Linked DNA regions of Homo sapiens: region 1 is linked to region 2. Evidence: chromatin loops called from intact Hi-C (ENCODE). Cell type or tissue: breast epithelium. All regions are shown on one strand. Links, peaks and the distances in the headings refer to the core of each region. The heading gives the core; the rest is flanking DNA. Region 1 overlaps PRKAA2 (protein kinase AMP-activated catalytic subunit alpha 2). Region 2 has its middle 49 kb from the start of MIR4422.

Evidence for each region. Peaks named below come from ENCODE experiments on the same cell type or tissue, not always from the same donor. Only the 100,000 strongest peaks of a DNase experiment are listed, where the experiment ranks them.
Region 1: a loop joins it to region 2, with 13 times the contacts of the local background. A loop is called at or near these places in 66 of 110 quality-filtered maps.

The regions. Positions count from the first base shown.
Region 1 is chr1:56,712,116-56,721,489 of GRCh38, reverse strand. PRKAA2 (protein kinase AMP-activated catalytic subunit alpha 2) reads right to left here. Exons shown (of 9, transcript NM_006252.4): 9 at 6,155-9,374. It overlaps FYB2 (FYN binding protein 2), which reads left to right. Exons shown (of 20, transcript NM_001004303.5): 18 at 1,161-1,317; 19 at 1,435-1,468; 20 at 1,798-2,701. The coding sequence ends at 1,819. Among named protein-coding and RNA genes, the nearest start is that of PRKAA2, 71 kb to the right of the region's middle. In breast epithelium, for the core only: no CTCF peak of the experiment used is centred there; no DNase peak of the experiment used is centred there.
Region 2 is chr1:55,270,008-55,280,032 of GRCh38, reverse strand. No RefSeq gene overlaps it. Among named protein-coding and RNA genes, the nearest start is that of MIR4422, 49 kb to the right of the region's middle. RefSeq lists a silencer at 2,240-2,389. In breast epithelium, for the core only: a CTCF peak has its summit at 2,288 (motif pointing right); DNase peaks (open chromatin) are centred at 2,332 and 4,722; H3K4me3 peaks cover 386 bases; H3K27ac peaks cover 1,281 bases.

The sequences.
Region 1 (9,374 bases), core at 1-8,000, 1.4 Mb before region 2:
GTAAGGAAGCGATTACTTTAAGTAAAGGAAAAATCTGTCTTGTATTTCTGATCTCATTTGGTATAGGTTGATCTTGTAATATATGATCCAAACACAGGACACTTCTAAGAGTGGAAGGAGGCACTCTTAATCATAATAATAAATAGTTATAGATAGATACATTAGTTATAAACAGACAATACCCTGGGCAAAAGGAGATATTTGGTCACACTAATTTGGAGAAGTAGGTACCTGTAATCTAAGCTGCGTATTCTGGAACTATTTATTTGTGGTCAACAGATTTCAGTGCATTAGAAAGTGATGTGCTGCAGATGTATAGGTCAGTTTGTCAGGAAAAGATACCCAAGGTCAGGAATTGAATTTCTCAGGAGTTTCTAACAAAATGCCTGCCTGCCTGTGAATACAAAAGGAGACTGGGAATTGCCCCCAACTGGATACAGTCAATTCCTACTACTTTGAAATAACATGTAGTATAGCTATATATAAGAATACATAAGCTCACACAGAGAAAAAGCATGGAAAGAGTGTCATCTAGAAATGATAGGTATGTAAGAATATTATAAGCTTTAAGGCACTACACAGAGGTTTTAGTAATGGAACAGTTAACTACCATCTATGGTGCTTAATTCATACCTATGTTACAACCTCATCCAGCAGGGCTCATTCTAGTACAATTAAATAACGGTTGTGCAAACACTGGGGTCTGTCTGGGGATAGGGTGCGGGGAGGGAGAGTATTAGAAAGGATGGCTAATGCATGCTGGGCTTAATACCTAGGTGATGGGTTGACAGGTGCAGTAAACCACTATGGCACACATTTACCTATGCAACAAACCTGCACATCCTGCACATGTACCCCATACCTAAAAAGAATAATTTTAAAAAAGATTTGAGAGAAAAAATAATAATAATGGTTGTGAAAACACTTTGAAAGTATAATCATACCAAACAAATGTGAGATTGCACCATTTTACTATTATTTTCTTAAACGACTTTCCTTTAACTGCATACTTTCCTATTTTCTCTTCCTGTATGTGTTATTTAACTAGTCAATAGTATCTTGAGTTAATTTTGAAGTTACTATATTATATCCTCCATTAATTTTGTTATGAAAAATAACAACTATGCAAGAATGGTCTGATTAGTAATTTCTCATTTCAGTACGACAAAGAGATTATTGTCATCAATACAGCAGTGGCCTGTTCCAATAATTCAAGAAATGGAATATTTGATTTGCCAATAAGTCCTGGAGAAGAATTGGAAGTCATTGATACCACCGAACAAAATCTAGTGATATGTCGTAATTCTAAAGGCAAATGTAAGTTTATTTGCTTATCTTTCATAATATTTCATTCTTTTTAAAAAATCTTAAAATGCTTTAAAAAAACATTTTCTCTATAACTTTCAAATTAACGGTGACTTTTGTTTCTATTAGATGGATATGTGCTCATTGAACATCTAGATTTCAAGTAAGCTGTTTGATTTTATACTTTAAATCATGAGTTCCTAATACATTGTTGTATACATTAGTCTCAAGAGAAGACTACTGAATTTATTGAAATTCAGGATAAGTTTTAAAAATTAGACATGCAGTGCCCTATTCTATAAGGATTATGTTGGAAGAGACTTTATTACTGTCTCTCCTGAGTATGCTATCAAACTTCTCTACACAGCTTTATAAACATTTTAAAAGAACACAAACATATTAAACTAGATCAGAAATTCCCTAGAAATCTCCCACTCAACTGTTTCATTGTCCTATATTTTAAAATGTTTGCATATTTTTATTTTTTCACAGGCATCAAAGTTGGTCACCTTAGAAAAATCAAGATCAAATGCTATGGACTGCACAAAGGAGAACTAGTCCTAAGATCCTAGTCCTGCGTTACATCAGTTTCAGTTTACATGTCAAAATTTTGAGATGGTGGAATCTGTGGAAACTTTCGTTCTGAACTTAAAAGAGAAAAATAAAAACAAATCCTCAACATTTAGATGTTGGTTTTACTCCTAAAAGGTTATCTTTCAATGTCTATTTCAGTATCTACTTCACTGTCAGTTCAAGAGAATGTGAAACAGTATGTGTTAGCATTTGAGCACTTATTTAATGAGCCATATCCAAAGTTAGAAATCATGCCTTATGGCACCTAGTCAGTTGTGCAGATGGTTAGTTTGCTTCTAATATTAGTATATGAGCATTTGTAATTTCTAGATGTTGTGCACTCAAACTTGGTATAATTTAATTCTGAACAGTAAACAGTGTAACCAAGGTCTTTTAAATACTCAAGTTTAAGGTATAATCTTAATTATGGCTCAGTCTTTAAAAAAGTATAAATGTCCTTTTACTTTATCACAAAAATAAACTCATATGAATACTGTTCCACATTTGTTTCTTTTGGGAATAGTTTGCAGAAAAATAATTTATTCCTAAATTCACCCATCATTTTAAGAAGTGCCCAAATGTATTTAACAAAATAATATATATGCTGTATTACTTTAAAACATCTTTTTGTCCAAAATAAGAACAATTGTCATTATTTTGTCTATGCCCAAATAACTATTCAAATAATAGCATTCATATGTACTTTCATTTATATGGAATTAAATAAAAATTTAAAAGCTGACATCTATTCTGTTTTTTAAATGAGGTGCACTGCATGTCAATAAGAGAAATAAATTCTACATATGCATTTAACAGTTTAAAATTTTTGAAAGTGGCTTTTTCAGCGCTGAAAAACTGAAGAATTTCACTCAGTTCTTTAAGCAGGGTTATTCTGGCCTTCACAAGTGTGATGGAATTTGTTTCCATGGCCTTGTTCTTTATATTGAGGCCATTTTTTTTTTAAGCTTCTAGGTTCTTTTATCTTCCTTTTCATGTTCCAAATGACATTTGTCAATAAAGGCCAAACTTATTCTAAAAGACAGGAATCAAAGATATTCAAAAAGTTCAGAGTTTAGAGAAGGAGATCTGTAGAGATTATTACAAATAACGTAATTAAACAAGATATGAATGGAACAGCTAAAGGATTAAAAAATATTTTACAGAGAAGGTAACACTGAAGCTTCGTCTTTAAATATGTTATGTTTATTTATTAGACAAGGCACAGAGATGATTGATGGAAGATCCATGCTCTGTCTGGTGATTGATTGATTATGAAGAAATTCAAAGTAAATGGAGTGTAGAATGTCTGTCTGGTGGGGAATGGCAAGAGCTGTTTGTTTGGCATGGGGTAAGGTGGGGCTACAATGTGACAGACTTCACTTGTACCTTTTCCTTTAGAGAGTAAGGAGTCATTTAAGGGTTAAGCAGGAAGAAAATGCCAGTTATTATTTGGGGGACAGGAAGAAAATGCCAAATATTTGGGGGATGGGAAGCAATCACCAATATGGATAATAGAGGAGAGAGTAATCGTTTTTGCAATATTCTAGGCAAAAGGGCATTACAGCTTAAGACAGCAGCAACAGAAATATATGGTATAGGAGCCCCATTAGAGGTATTACAGAGGTAAAACAGAATGTCTTGGTGACTAATTAGATGTAGCGATGAGAGAGGAGGAGAATTAGGGAATGGCTTTGAGACTTCCTTTCTGGGAGATGAAATTAAGGCTGGTACCAAAGATTGGAAATTTATTTCTGCTTAGACTAGAGACCAAACTCCTCTGTTTGGACCCCCTGAACTAAATCTACTACCCAGTGAGAGGCAATTGCAGCCCTCTCCTGCTCTCCAGGACAATAATTGTAGGCACTGTAGAAGACAAGGCTAAGTATGGTCTGTGGGCAAGAAGAGTATATGACTATGTTGAGCAGAAATCTTTCATGCAGTAATCCTGTCCAACAGAGAATCATATACCATACATCACTCTTGCCACTTCACCAAGCCATTAAGCCTTTTAAATCTTGGAGTGACAGTGGGACTAAATTTGAATTCAGATAGGTTTGTCCCCTGCACTTTCTGCCTCATTACATGGCCCCTTGTTCTAATTTGACTCAGCTCTTTGCATCTCAATTTCCTTATTATTAAAACAGGGCTAGGCTGGGCGCAGTGGCTCACGCCTGTAATCCCAGTACTTTGGGAGGCTGAGGTGGGTGGATCACTTGAGGTCAGGAGTTCGATACCACCCTGGCCGATATGATGAAACCCTGTCTCTACTAAAAATACAAAAATTATCTGGGTGTGCTGGTGCACGCCTGTAATTCCAGCTACTCAGGAGGCTGAGACAGGAGAATCGCTTGAACCTGGGAGACGGAGGTTGCAGTGAGTTGAAATCACGCCACTGCACTCCAGACTGGGTGACAGAGCGAGATTCCGTCTAAAAAAAAGATAAATAATAATTAAAAAAAAAAAAAACAGAGCTAATAACTCTCATCTCGTCTACTTCACAGGGTAGTTGTTATGCTATAATGTAATAATATAAAAGTAGTCTAAAATCCTGAATACACACTACTGTATAAGTGGTGTCATTTTTGTACCTGGCTTTTTCTGAAGTTGGAAGATGCTGAAAACAAAAATACATTTTTAAAATTCAAATTGTAAGACTTGAAAGAATGGCTGTTAAGTAATTTTTTTGCATAGACAGAAAAATGTTCAGGGTTAAAAGCCTATTAAATATGGTATACTAAAGTATAAACTATTTTGTCTAATATAAACTAGTACCTAACTATTATTTATTGATATGGTATAGGTTTTTAGAAAAAAATGATTGTTTTTCTATCCTTTCTATCCATACTTAATGCAGTTATGTTTCTATTTCACTAATATCAGTCACATTTCCTCCATTCTTGGAATCAAAGCATCAAAACTATATTTTTCACATTATTAATCTGCAAGGTTTCAAAATGTAAACACCATAACTAAGACTTCAGTAATATTCTAAGCAGATGTCATCTGTCTCCTAGAAACCCTAATTGAGCATAAAGCTTCAATGGAAAGACTAAGTTTACCTTTTATTTTCAATTTTGTATAAAAATATAGTAAAGATAATGGCATCATCAGATAAAAGGCAGCATACTAAAGCACTTTACTGTAACAGAGGCTTAACACTGGCCTACTCATAAACTCACTGACATATAGGCCAGGCCCTCCAGCAACCTTAAGATGTCCCAAGACCTCCCTTCCCGCTTCTGAGTTTCTCTGTGATATACTCACTCTTCTAAGATGTCATAGCAACCTTCTTGACCAGGCCCTCTCCTGCAAATCTTCAAAACTTTTAAAAGGTATATTCTAGGGGGAAGAAATGGAAGAGGAAAAATATGAACATACAATAACAAAACTAAGAAGTGGCTGCCTCTTATTATGGGTGAGATTTTTCTGATTCTTTAAATTTCCTTCACTTTTCAAATTTCCTACAGGAAGCATCTATTATCTATGCAATTTAGGAAATAAAAAATATTTTCACTAATAAAAACAAATCCATTCTTTTCCTTCAAGTTTAGAAAAAGCAAATTGAAATCTTTACCTGTATATCCTGATTTTAATATGCTTGCATTTTTCTTTTTCATGAGGGCTAAAGTATGCTTTTCAAAAAGCACATAGTCCAGGTGGGCCCAACTTAATCACATAAGCCCTTAAAATTTGAAAAGGAAGGCAGTAAAGTCAGTCTCAGCAAGTCAGAAACATGTAGTTGAAGAGAAGGAAGAAGAGATCCAACCCATAAGCCACTTGTTGCTGGTTTTGAAGATGAAGGGAGCCAAGGGCCAAGGGATGATGGCCTCTAGAAGCTTTAAATGATTCCTAGCCAACAGCCAAAAAGGCAACAGGGACCTCAATCCTACAGCACCATGGAATGAAATTCTGCCAACAACTCAATGCAACTGGAAACAGATTCTCCTCCACAGCCCAGCCCTATCAATGCTTTGGTTTTCAGCTTGTGTGACTTGAGGCAGAAAAACCAGCTAAGCCTGCTGGGTTTCTAACATATAGAACAATAAAATAATTTGTATTTTAAGTCGTTAAGTTTGTAGTAATTTGTTACAGCAACAGTAGAAAACCAATGCAATAACTCAAGTTAAAAACTATAATGTACAACTAAGATGACAAAAATGAAAAAAGATGGTGTGAAATCACCAATGAGTATAGGCAATCTTTTCCACTAACAACTTTCCTGTAACTATTAGTTGGTGTGCAGAATACCAGCATAATGATGGAGCAGAAACAAAAATAGCTTTCAAATGAATCAGAGACTTTTAATTTGATTTTGTGAAAAAAGCTTATAAGCAATCAGACAGGCTGCTTTTCTCCTTTGTGTTTGTTACCTATGAGTTTCATATGGTGCAAACATTAATTAGGAAGAATCTGTAACTATGAAATGCTATGTAATTCAGGAAGACATCTTTTCCATATGGTTAATGAAAGACAAATCCTTCCCATATCATTTAACACTCACAAAAAGTATATAACAAACAAAACTGAAATTTGAATCGGAGTTTATTTGAACAGAAAAGCACTGGAAGTCTGTTCATTTTTTTTTCTTGAAACCAATTATAAAAAGTGGTCCCAATTTCAACAATTAAAAAAAATTTTCAATAAATACGTAATGAAGTACTTCAATGGGTCAATGTATCAACCTATGGATTTTTTTTTCTTTTTCAAAGGTATGCTAAGAATGAATGAATGCAGGATGTTTTTGAAAAAAAGTAAATATTATATCCTATATTATGATTGTCATGACACAACCAAATGGCTGTTTTCAGTTTTATTTGTTGCATTCAAAATCCACTGTATATTTAAGCATACATGACAAAGAACACAACCATTCTTCCTAAAACAATAAAGATACTATCCTTAGAGTTCACAGTTCTACAACAACTTTACATTAAATGTTCAAAACATTGTACAACCACAGATATTTGTGAACAGTCTTGAGAGCTGTATTTTGGTACATTAAGGCAGCTTCAGCCAACATTTTAAGAGATTCTGAATATTTGTTACAACACAGGACAAGTTTGATATTTGAATACTTGAGGTCTCAAGAAATATTAAATGTCACCTAACAACACCACAATTTGTGAAACTGTGATCTTACCTAAAAATCAAGATACTCATCCTATCAGTATCAAAGATACTTATTTTTTTTAAAAAAAGGAATTTACATTGAATGTGGGGATATAAACCCTGTATTTAAACAAGGGCTTTCAAACAGTTGCTCACACACATCTGTGAGGTAGGTTATTATCCACATTTTGTAAATCAAAAAACTAAATGAGGTTACGTGACTTGCTGCTGCTTCAGCAGCCAAAGGAAGAAACTGATTCCAAGTTAGATTTTGTTCTTAGCTCTGAGTTGTTTCCTTGACAAACTTTTTAAAGGGTTAAAATATAAAAACTGCCATTCATCAAATTCATTTATAAAGCATGAGAAGGTAGCCAAATGTTATGTTTACCAAGGTGACTTATAAAGTCAATCAACATGAAAGAAATAGGAAAATACATTTAGTGAACAACTTCTGATAGTGATAGGGAGAGGTTTGACCAAGGGAACTCAATCAGGCAGATGCAAACAACATGATCATTTGTAGGAGGCAGATCTAAGGAGAACTGAGAGGGATTAGAAAAAAAGAAAATATAGTTTAAACAAGTTTTTACTATTACTCTTCTTATAATTTAAGGGAGAAGGCACAATTTAGTGTTTTTTTTTTTTTTTTTTTTTAGAACAGTGGATCTCTCTTCCACTTTAGGAAAATGTTATCTGTCTAGAAAAATGGCCATTTTTGGTAGCAAAACTTAAATGTGTAACTGTGAAAAATGCACGTTTAAATTAGTAGAAAAAAAAATAACAATGCAATTCTCCTTGGCTAGAATGTTTTTGTTCCTCCTTGAAATTTTAAATCAACACAACGTAGCAACCCTCCCTGCCCACCTCAGAAAAGGTCACACTGTATGCACTGTATGAACCTTGTCAAAATTCTACGTATTATTCAAAAAAGTTTTCATGCCAGGATATTCTCCAAATTCTTTTTTCATTTTTTTTTCTGGAGAGTGCTCTATTCTAGGATTTAATTACACTTCAAACGTAATTGAAATTTACCTACCCTGCTTGTCCAAACAATCAAGAGCCACTTCCATAAAATCTAAACTACTTTAGATATAAACCATTTTTACCAAAAGTCACATCATAGTCACAACTGCAAACTGGCATTGCTATGCAAGGCTGGCAGTAAACATTAACATTAGCTTGCAAAATTAATACAGGCCTACAGTCTGATAACTCTTCTAGACCCAGCCTGATTCTTATCAGGCTATGGATGAAGAAGTTTAATTAAAACTCAATCCAGTCTAGACTGTGTGACCTGTTCTTTGTGCTATTACTGTTCAGTGGCATCAAATGCATCATAATTATAGGTGGAAAGGCTAGTAATGATGCCAGCAACTTGTTTAAATGAAGTTTTTATAATTTTTAAAGCTCAAACATAAGTACATTTCAAAGTTTTATAAGGTTTGGGAGAAACTCTATCAAGCTAATAATTCAGTGTTTGTAAATTAGAAATATATTCTATGAAAATAGTTATATCATGTAATATACATACAAAATGAAAAATCAATCTGCATATGAAATTTGGATAAGACTAATTCAGATAATAGTCAAAAACTATAACAATTTAGACAGGGACTGGGGCTAGTTTTCTTTTTCCTTTTTTTGTTTTTTTTTGAGACAGTCTTGTGCTGTCACCCAGGCTGGCATGCAGTGGCATGATCTTGGCTTATTGCAATCTCTGCCTCCCAGGTTCAAGAGATTCCCGTGCCTCAGCCTCCCGAGTAGCTGGGATTACAAGCAGCCTGTCACCACACCGGATAATTTTGGTATTTTTAGTAGAGACGAGGTTTCACCATGTTGGCCAGACTGGTCTCGAACTCCTGAACTCGGGTGATCCACCCACTTTGGCCTCCCAAAGTGCTGGGATTATAGGCATGAGCCACTACACCCAGCCTAGTTTTCCTTTTTCAAAAATGATTGTGCTATAAGAATCACATAAAATTATAAGAAGAATCATGTTTTAAAGTTTCTTCAGCATTTTTAAGCACCCTCAATAACTCAGAAATACTTATAAAAACCAATATGCTAATCATAAATACTTCAGATAATTACATCTCGTTAGTACAATCAACTGCTTAAAATAAACTAAGAACTATTTATTTAAGACTACTTTATGTCACTCTAAGACTTGAAAGCAATACATCTGTGTTTATTTTTACTACTCAACCACTCTGATGTTTTATTAATTCAGACTGTTCTTCCCCAGAGGAAAGGTGGTTTCCTATAAAGAGCAATTGATCACTGCTGGATACTTGTATGGTGTTAAAGCTTTATGAAGAGCTTTCTGGTCCTGCTTCCTCATCTGGAAATGGCAAAAATGCTTTCTCTGGTTACCTCTCAAAGTTATC
Region 2 (10,025 bases), core at 1-8,000:
AACATCAAAGATCACTGATCACAGATCATCATAATAACAGATATAATGATAATAAAGAAGTTTAAAATTTTGCAAGAATTACCAAAATGTGGCACAGACACACAAAGTGAGCACTTGCTGTTGGGAAAATGGTGCCAATAGACTTGCTAGATGCAGGGTTGCCACAAACCTTCAGTATGTAAAAAATGCAACATTGACAAAGTGCAATAGAACAAAGTACAGCTTTACTAGAAAAGTTACCCAATTATGAATTGTTAATTGAACTCAGCCATCAGAAGTTGCCAACAAACAGGCCAGGCACAGTGGCTCATGCCTGTAATCCCAGCACTTCGGGAGGCAGAGGCAGGCGGATCACCTGAGGTCAGGAGTTCGAGACCAACATGACAAAACCCTATCTCTACTAAAAATGCAAAAAAAAAAAAAAATAGCAGGGCACTGTGGCGCACCTGTAATCCCAGCTATTCAGGAAGCTGAGGCAGGAGAATTGCTTGAACTGGAGAGGAGGAGGTTGCAGTGAGCTGAGATCACACCACTGCACGCCAGCCTGTGCAAAAGAGCAAAACTGCCTCAAAAAAAAAAAAAGTTGCCAGTAAATGGCAAAGTAGTTGCAGAAATTGATCAGAAAGAGATCACATGTTGGAGATGATGAAAAAAAAAGGGTACTCGGTGGCTTGTTCCTATTTCCAAAGTTCCAGAAGGAACTGTTAAAGCAAATAAATTAAGAACCATCCCCTCAGATCATGTATACATTCACCTCTCATCAGAATCTGAGCTTTATGAGAGAAAAGATAATTTTGTTCCCTTCTGTATCCTCAGAACCTAGAACACTGCTTGGCACAGAGTAGGTGCTCAAGAAAAAACACTATTGAATGGATTCATATTAACCCATATGATGGCAGCACAGAGGCGGCAGGAGAGATCATGGGGAACCCAAAATCACTGTTAAAAGTTGTACAAGGCCGGGCGCAGTGGCTCATGCCTATAATCCCAGCACTTTGGGAGGCCGAGGCGGGGTGGATCACCTGAGGTCAGGAGTTATAGACAAGCCGACCAACATGGTGAAACCCCATCTCTACTAAATACAAAAAAATTAGCCAGCATGGTGGCCCGTGCCTGTAATCCCAGCTACTTGGGAGGCTGAGGCAGGAGAATTGCTTGAACCTGGGAGGCAGAGGTTGCAGTGAGCCGAGATTGCGCCATTTGCACCCCAGCCTGGGCAACAAGAGCGAAAATCTGTCTCAAAAGAAAAAAAAAATTGTACAAATATGACACAAAAACTGTTTCAGGTAAATTTAAATGTTCAAAATTATATCCAATTTTAGAAACACATTTATCCTTTTTCTTATATCTTTCCCCCAAAATAATTATTATATAGTCCTAGTTGGGCATGGTGACTCACGCCTGTAATCCTAGCACTTTGGGAGTCCAAGGTGGGAGGATCACTTGAGGCCAGGAGTTCAAGGCCAGGAGCTCAAGGCTGCAGTGCTGCTGCACTCCAGTTGGGCAACAAAGCAAGACCTTGTCTCAAACAAATACACGTACATACATATATATATATGAAATATACTGATAATTAATATACAATGCCCTTCCTCTTCCATCATCTCTAATAATAATAATATGACATAGAGAATACTAGTAATTAATGCACAATACATCACATAAATTGATGAAAACAGCTAACAGGTTGTTACCATTTTTTCTGCGAATGGGCCAGTGAAATCTGTTGAACAAAAGGAAACAGAAGAGCATGTGTGTGGTAGAACACAGAGGCCAGGAAGGGGCTCGAAGAAAGGAACTGAGAGAAGATGGGGCAAGAGGAGGCTGACACCAGAGGAGGAAATTTCCAAGGGGTGGTGGGTTAGAAGAGGTTCAGGAGGGGTATCTGCGAGCAGGGGAGGAAACATTCTGAGCAGCTCAGCTGCAGAACCTTTGCTCCCTCATCCCTGGGACTCCCAGCCACTCTGCTATGCGGCTCTCTCCCAGGGACTACTTGATGGTCTTTTTGACTTTTTCCTGAATGTTCCACCTTATTTTTAATCATGGTTATTCTACAAAGCAATTACTCCACCCCATCCCCTTACTATAGGAAGCTAATTCTAAAAAAATTAATCAACTTTTAAAATAAGAATGCGCAGGATGAAGTCTTCACTAAAGTCTGTTAAAAAAAGGAGATGGCTATCTTCAGGGAGTGATTAATCGCAGCCTTTGCTATGCTTGACTAAATCACCCCTTGAAGCACTATTGATTCCTAACATTGGTGACGGGAGAACGCATCAGCCACCGTCACAGTTGTGCGCATGTCCACAAGAGGGCAGTGGTGCATGCAGTCAGAACCCAAGTTCTCACCCTGGCCTCAGCCGCTGGGATCAGAATTAGGGACTGCGATATAAGATCCAGAGTCAGAGAGCGAAGATCATCTCACACACACATGCTCACACACACAGGCGCACACACACGCACACACACAACACGTGGAGCACGGAGGCCCAGGGAGAAGGACTCGCCTATGGTCTCACAGAGACAAATTGCAGAGCTAGGCCTCCCTCCCTTCATCAGTTGTTCCCTGGGGAGTTGCTGTTAACAGACATGCTGGGGCCCACCCAGACCCAGTGAGTCAGAATCTCCAGGTGGGGCCCAGGCCTCAGTTTTTTAAAGCACCCCAGGGTTAAGAAGTCCTGCTATCTCCATGGTTGCCTCTCAACAAAAGGGAGAGAAAAGAGAGAAATATGAGTCTTCTATACCTTAGCAAGTGTCAAGACACTAAATGGGGCAGGAGAGGGGGAGGCAATAAATTACGCAATATTAAGAGAAAATGAATACAAAACAGAGTATAAGTCAAGGCCCCAGCAAACAGTCAAGGTCCTACTCAAATGGGGTACCTTGGGGAGAGTTAACAAAGGAATTGCAAATGTATAGTCAGGATGTAGAGAAACCTTAAATCAGTATCTGTGGGGGCAGTGACCCCCAGGCCAAAGGGAGTGGTTATGGGAATCTAGGGACAAGGCGGGCTGGGTGGCTTCCCACCACCTGGCAGGAGCTGTGATCTTCAGTAGAGGGAAGCAGCCAGGGGAATTAATACGCAAACCCACTCTTCCCCACTCTCTGAGTCCCTGCCAGTGCTCCCTGGGCCAAACTCAACCAGAAGCCAAAAGGCAAGGCAGCCATTGAGAGTCCCTAGAGATCTGCTCCTGAGGCACTGAACAGGCTGACCAAGGACAGAGAGTGCTTCGGTGACACACGCAATCACTGTTCAAGCGTTTGTCCATTCAACAAAAGTTGAATGAGCATTGCTAGATACAGACAGTATTGCGTGTAAAACGACTTTCACTTCTATTCCTCTGTGGATGAGGAATAGACATTTTTTTGCTGGTTTGAATGCAATATAGGCAAAGTCTCTTCTGGGAAAACAATAATAGGGCTTTAGTTAGAAGAAGAGTAATGCCTAAATATTCTTACTTCTTGGATTTGTTTTAATATAGCAATGAGCAACTTTCTTTAGAATTGGAAAATAGGAAAAAGTTTTCATTAAGTTACCATACAATAGGGTTGGTAACTTCCTGATTGGAACTACAGAATCTCCTTTCTGAGGCTTAGAAAAAAGATATATGTTCTTTAGATTTATTATACAATTTCTGCCTGTTCAAAGAAGTTTCATATATATATTTCATATACATTATCTTGCCCCTAACCTCCCTCCATCAGGGCATTTATCTGATCCTGGAGGTGGAGTCAGGGGTTTACAGTTGAGAACTCAGCAAAATTGAGTCTCAGTTCTCCATGACCTCACTGGATAACCTTGGCCCAGTCACTTCCCCCATCATAACATGACAGAGCTGGATGAGACGTGTAGGTTTCAAACATTTTTTAGCAGGAGGACTTAAAAAAAAAACTTACATGGCAACCAACAATATAACAGATTTAGTAACTCTTCACTTGTTGAAACAGACTCCCTCTTACCCTGTGGCTAAAAACTCCTGTGGAAATTCCAGAGAATTTTTCAAATTCCTTCCAGGACTGTGTTCTATGAAATATTAGTTCCATGACATAGTAATATTAGCATTTGGGGGGGAAGTAGGGGTATCAGCAAAGTTCAACAGATTCTCTTTGCTGTGGGAATTTTCGGGGACTTTAATATGGTAAAGTGTTTTGTCAATCTCTAGTCTGGTGATTTACTATATAGTTGGAGAAACAATGATCCAGACAAATTTCTTTTGATTTTTTTTTTTACCACAATCCACAGTCAGAAATACACTTTCTATCATGCGTGACTCAACACACACACAGAGTTACACACATACACACATTTCACAAAACAGTATCTTTACCGCATTCTTATACTGTCTAGTCTATTTCTTTCATTTTTTAAATGTTTAGATTGTGTGTGAGCGTGTACATGAATGGGTGTGTGTGGGTGGATGGGTGTGTGTCACTGGGTCATAGTGCAAAATTTATTTCTCACTGTAGGCTACAGTCACAAGTGTGTGAAAGCTGCTATCTTGGCAACTCAGCTCTAAGACTCCACCCGTGCAGGCCGCAGGCTGCTTGTGGGTCTCCGAGACACAGATTAACTGATTCCTTCTAGGGCTTAAAACATGGGAGCCTCTGTGCCTGTCCTCACAGCTGAGTTGGGCCAAAGAATGTGGGCAGGATGGAGTGAAGAAAGCTGGCACTGCCCTGGTCTGGGAGGTACGGTCAGGAACAAAGACAGAGTTTGTTTCAAAGGCTGCCAATCCCGCTTCATTCACAGGCACTAAATTCATTCCGCCTTCGTTGCCCTGTAGGAGGTCCCCCCTCACCCCGCGGACCCGCCAGGCACTTCCACAAGGGGTTAGTGTCAGATCTGGGCAGCTCTCCCTGCCTGATGTGATGGGCATTCAGGTTGCCTGTGAGAATCGGAAACAGAGTCGCGCTTGTCACTTGAAAAACAACATCTGTCCCCCACCGCCCCACGTGCTCCCTGCTCCCACTCTGACCCTGAGGAGGACCCAGAAAACAAACATGTCTTGAGGTGTGTCAGTGGCAGGAAGGGTGCTGGCCAGCCCAGCTGCTGTGTGCGGGTCCCCGGTGGTCGTCCTGCTCCACTCTCTTTTCCTCACCCCCTCTCCTTACTTCTTGTACGGGGCATCTGAAAGGACCACCTTCCCAGAGTCAGCCTCCCAGAGCAATAGGAGGCTACGCTGGGTCTGGCACCACCCTGAACCTTAAGCAATAATCTGGTGGCATTTTCTTTCATACAGATGGGGAAAATGAGGCTTAGAGAGGTTGTCGCTCAAGTCCGTCTGGTGCCAAGTTCAGGAGCTTCTAAGGCATGGAGAAGAGGGAGGTAGCAGGGACAGCAGATCAAACTTGAGTAAGGCCAGGGCAGTCTCGGGCTTAGGCAAAGTGGCCAGGGTTTCGCAGAATTAAGACCCAAGGGGTTGAGAAGTGGGCAGTTGAATGCAGGCACACTGAGAGTCGTGAGCTGGAGGCAAGAGCACACATTTTACCATCATATAGACCCAATTGTTTTAATTAACAGACTTTATTTTTTGAGAGCAGTTTTAGATTTATAGCAAAATTGAGCAGAAAATACGGAGCTCCCCCATGCTCTTCCCCACCACACACACAGCCCACCCCCACCCCAAGGTCCCCCACCAGGGTTACATTTGGTAGAATGATGAAACAACATAAATACATCATTATTACCCAAAGTCTGTAGTTTACATTAGGGTTCACTCATTGTATTGTACATTTTATGGGTTTGTACAGGTGTATAATGGCAAGTATCCACCATTGTCATATCATACAGAATAGTTTTCCCAGCCTAAAATCCCTGTGCTCCACCTATTCATCCCACCTTCCCCCCAGCCTCTAGAAACCACTGATCTTTGTACTGTTTCCATAGTTTTGTGTTTTCTAGAATGCCATATAGTTGAAATCATAAAGTCTGTAGCCTTTTCAGATTACTCAGAGCCAGTGTTTTAACCTTTATAAAAGTATATATGGACAACATTCACTTCAGGGAAGATGAAGAAAACATACGTTTCCTTATTTCTCCTAAATACAAATAAAAACCTTGACATTGTATACATAAAGCAAACTTTAAAAGACTCTGAAAGGTGGAGTGAAGAAGGCAGACCAGCTGGGGACCTCAGGAACTAAGAAACAACACAATCATGAGTTCTCTGGGTTTTCTTTTTGCGTCATGTATTCCAGACTTGGAGCTAAAGAAGCCCTTGACATGGAAACATCAATGGATGCAGACCAGAAAAGCCCCAACAGAAGTCTGCTCTGTCCAGCCGAAGGACCAGGAGAGCAGCAGCCTAAAAAGACAGAAAGCCTTTGAATAAAAATCACTTTTGTGTAAGATGTGAGTACTAAAACATAAAATAAGTAAAAAAAAAAAAAAGTAAAAACCACTGTACTCTAGCCAAACACCACAGGAAACACACACACACACACATACACACACACACACACACACACACACACACACACACACACAAACCTGTGGCCCTACCCCCAGTGTGCCAGCAAAGGTGGAGCCGGGAGTCTAGATTTCTACCTTTGCCAACCTGAAAAGGGACACCCCAAACCCCTACTGGGATGGTATCAAAGAGGGCCAAGTAAGGAGCTGGGACTTTCACCCCTGCCAGGTGGTAGCAAGTACCCTTGACATGAGGGTATCAGTAAAGACCACATGGAGCCTGAATTTCCAACCCCACCCAGCAGTGATGAGGTGTCCTTTCATCTCCCCGCTGGAACAGTCAATGGAAATAGAGTCGCCACCTCCCAACAGGTAAAGGCTCCCCTCCCCACACGGTGTCAGTGAGGCCACATGTGGAGCACTAACAAGGCCTTCCAATCCTTCCCAGCCAGGGAGGTATCAGTGGAGGCCTAGTGGATGGCCAGCACTCCCACCTCTGCGCAGTAGTAACAAGGAGGCCCTTGCCCTTTGAGTACCAACAGAGGCTGGGTAGGGAACTGTGACCTCTATTACCCTCCTGGCAGTAATAAGACAGCACTTTCTTATTACTCATTTCTCAGCAGACCAGTATCAGAGGAAGCCAGCTAAAACAAAAAGTTTAAATAAGATCCAGAATCTCATAATACCCAAAATGTCAGATTTCCATTAAAAACCACTCACTTTACCAAGAACCAAAAGATCTCAAATTGAATGAAAAACATAATCAGTAAATGCCAAATCACCAAGATGACAGAGATGTTAGAATATTCTGCTGAAGATTTAAAGTAGTCGTTATAAAAAATGTTTTAATAAGCAATTGAAACAAGTGAAAAAATAGTCTCAGCAAACAAATAGAAAGTCTCGCCAAAGAAAGGTAAGATGTGAAGAACCACACGGAAATGTTATAGCTGAAAACTATGATAACTACACCAAGAGTAAACACTAATATATATTATGAACTTTGAATGATAATGATGTGTCAATGTAAGTTCATTGATTCTAACAGATATACCACTCTGGTGCAGGATGCCAACGTGGGGTGGGGGGGCAGTGCTGTGGATGCATGGGGATAGAGAATATATGGTAACTCTCTGCATTTTCTACTCAGTTTTGCTGTGAGTCTAAACTTTTCTTTTCTCTTTTTTTGAGACAAGAGTTTCGCTTTGTTGCCCAGGCTGGAGTGCAATGGCACAATCTCGGCTCACGGCAACCTCCGCCTTCCAGGTTCAAGCGATTCTCCTGCCTCAGCCTCCCAAGTAGCTGGGATTACAGACATTCAGCACCACGCCTGGCTAATTTGTATTTTTAGTAGAGATGGGGTTTCTCTATGTTGGTCAGGCTAGTCTTGAACTCTTGACCTCAGGTGATCTGCCTGCCTCGGCCTCCCAAAGTGCTGGGATTACAGGCGTGAGCCACCACGCCCAGCCACTGTGAGTCTAAACTTTTCTAAAAAATAAAATTAATTTTGTAAAATATATAATGACCAAAATTATAAAAATCAATCAATGGGTTCAAGAGCATAATGAACCACACAGAGGAAAGGATCAATAAACTGTAAACTGAGAGATAGAACAATAGAAATTATACCATCTGAGCAACAAAAAAAGAACAGCCAAAAAAAGAAAAGAAAAGAAAGAAAGAAGAGCCTCAGGGACTTAGTCTGTTCAGGCCGCTATAACAAAATACCATAAGCTAGGTGACGTATAAACAACAGAAAGTTATTTCTCACCGTTCTAGAGTCTGGGAAGTTCAACATCAAAGTATCCAGATTCAATGTCTGGTGAGGGCCCACCTCCTGGTTCATAGAACAGCACCTTCTCACTGTCTCCTCCCATGATGGAAGAGACAAGGCAGCTCTCTGGGGTCCCTTTTCTAAGGCCACTAATAATCCCAGCACTTTGGGAGGCTGAGACAGGCAGATCACCTGAGGCCAGGAGTTCGAAACCAGCCTGGCCAACATGGTGAAACCCTGTCTCTGTTAAAAATGCAAAAATTAGCTGTGTGTGGTGGCATATGCCTGTAATCCCAGATACTCAGGAAGCTGAGGCAGGAGAATCACTTGAACCTGGGAGGCAGAGATTGCAGTGAGCCGAAATCATGCCACTGCACTCCAGCCTGGGCTACAGAACAAGACTCCATCTCAAAAAAAGTCTCTTCATTCAAATTGGTGAAATGATTACGCCAGTAAACTGTGATAAGTTACGTACATATAATATAATACCTAGAGAGATCATTAAACAGCTACACAAAGAGATGTAATCAAAAACACTATAAATAAATCAAAATAGAAGTCTAAAAATAAATTTAAATAATCCACAGCAACAAAGGCAGTGAAAAGAAAACAAAGAAATGAAAAACAGAGTACATACAGAAAACAAAACGTAAAGTGGCTGACTTACCATCTCAGTAATTACATGTAATGTAAATGGTCTACGTACTCAATTAAAAGATAGAGATTGGGCCAGACGCAGTGGCTCACATCTGTAATTCCAGCACTTTGGGAGGCCGAGGTGGGCAGATCACTTAAGGCCAGAAGTTTGACACCAGCCTGGCCAACATTGGGAAATCCTGTCTCTACTAAAAATACAAAAATTAGCCAGACATGGTGGCGCACATCTGTAGTCCCAGCTACTCTGGAGGCTGAGGCATGAGAATTGCTTGAACCCAGGTGGCAGAGGTTGCCACGAGTCTAGATTCTGCCACTGCACTCCAGTCTGGGTGACAGTGCAAGAGTTTGTATCAAAAGGAAAGAGATTGGTATAGGGGATTTTAAAACGCGAGCCAAGTCCATGCTATCTGTAAGAAACTCACTTCAAATACAACAAAAGTAAATGACAGATTAAAAGTAAAAGGATAAGCCAGGCATAGTGGCTCATGCCTGTAATCCTAACATTTTGGGAGGCTGAGGTGGGAGGATTGCTTGAGACCAGGAGTTCAAGACCTGCCTGGACAACATAGCAAGACCTCATCTCTACTAAACATTTAAAAAAATAATAAATTAGCCGTGCATGGTGGCACATACCTGTCATCCTAGCTACTCGAGAGGCTAAGGTGGGTGGATCACTTGAACCTGGAGGGTTGAGACTGCACTCCAGCCTGAGCAACAGAGCATGACCCTATCTCAAAAAAATTTTTGAAAAATAAATTAATAAATAAAAAGTAAAAGGATGGGGAAGGAACATCATGCAAACATTAATCAAAAGAAAGTAGATGTAACTATATTCATATCAGATAACATGAACTTCAGAAAAAAAAATAAAATTACTGGAGACAGAGAGGGGCGTTACATAATAATTAAACAGCCAATCCACCAAGAAAACATTGCAATCCTAAATGTATATGTACCAAACAATAGAGTTGCAAAATATGTGAAGTAAAAATTGATAGAACTGAAAAAAGAAATACACAAATTCACAATTTTAGTTGGAGATTTTAACACCATTCTCTCAACTATTGATAGAACAACTAGATAGAAAGTCAGCAAGGATGTAGAACTCAACAACCCTATGAACCAACAGGACCCGAATGATGTAGAGAGAATGCTTCACCCAACAGCTGCAACGGAACACACATTATC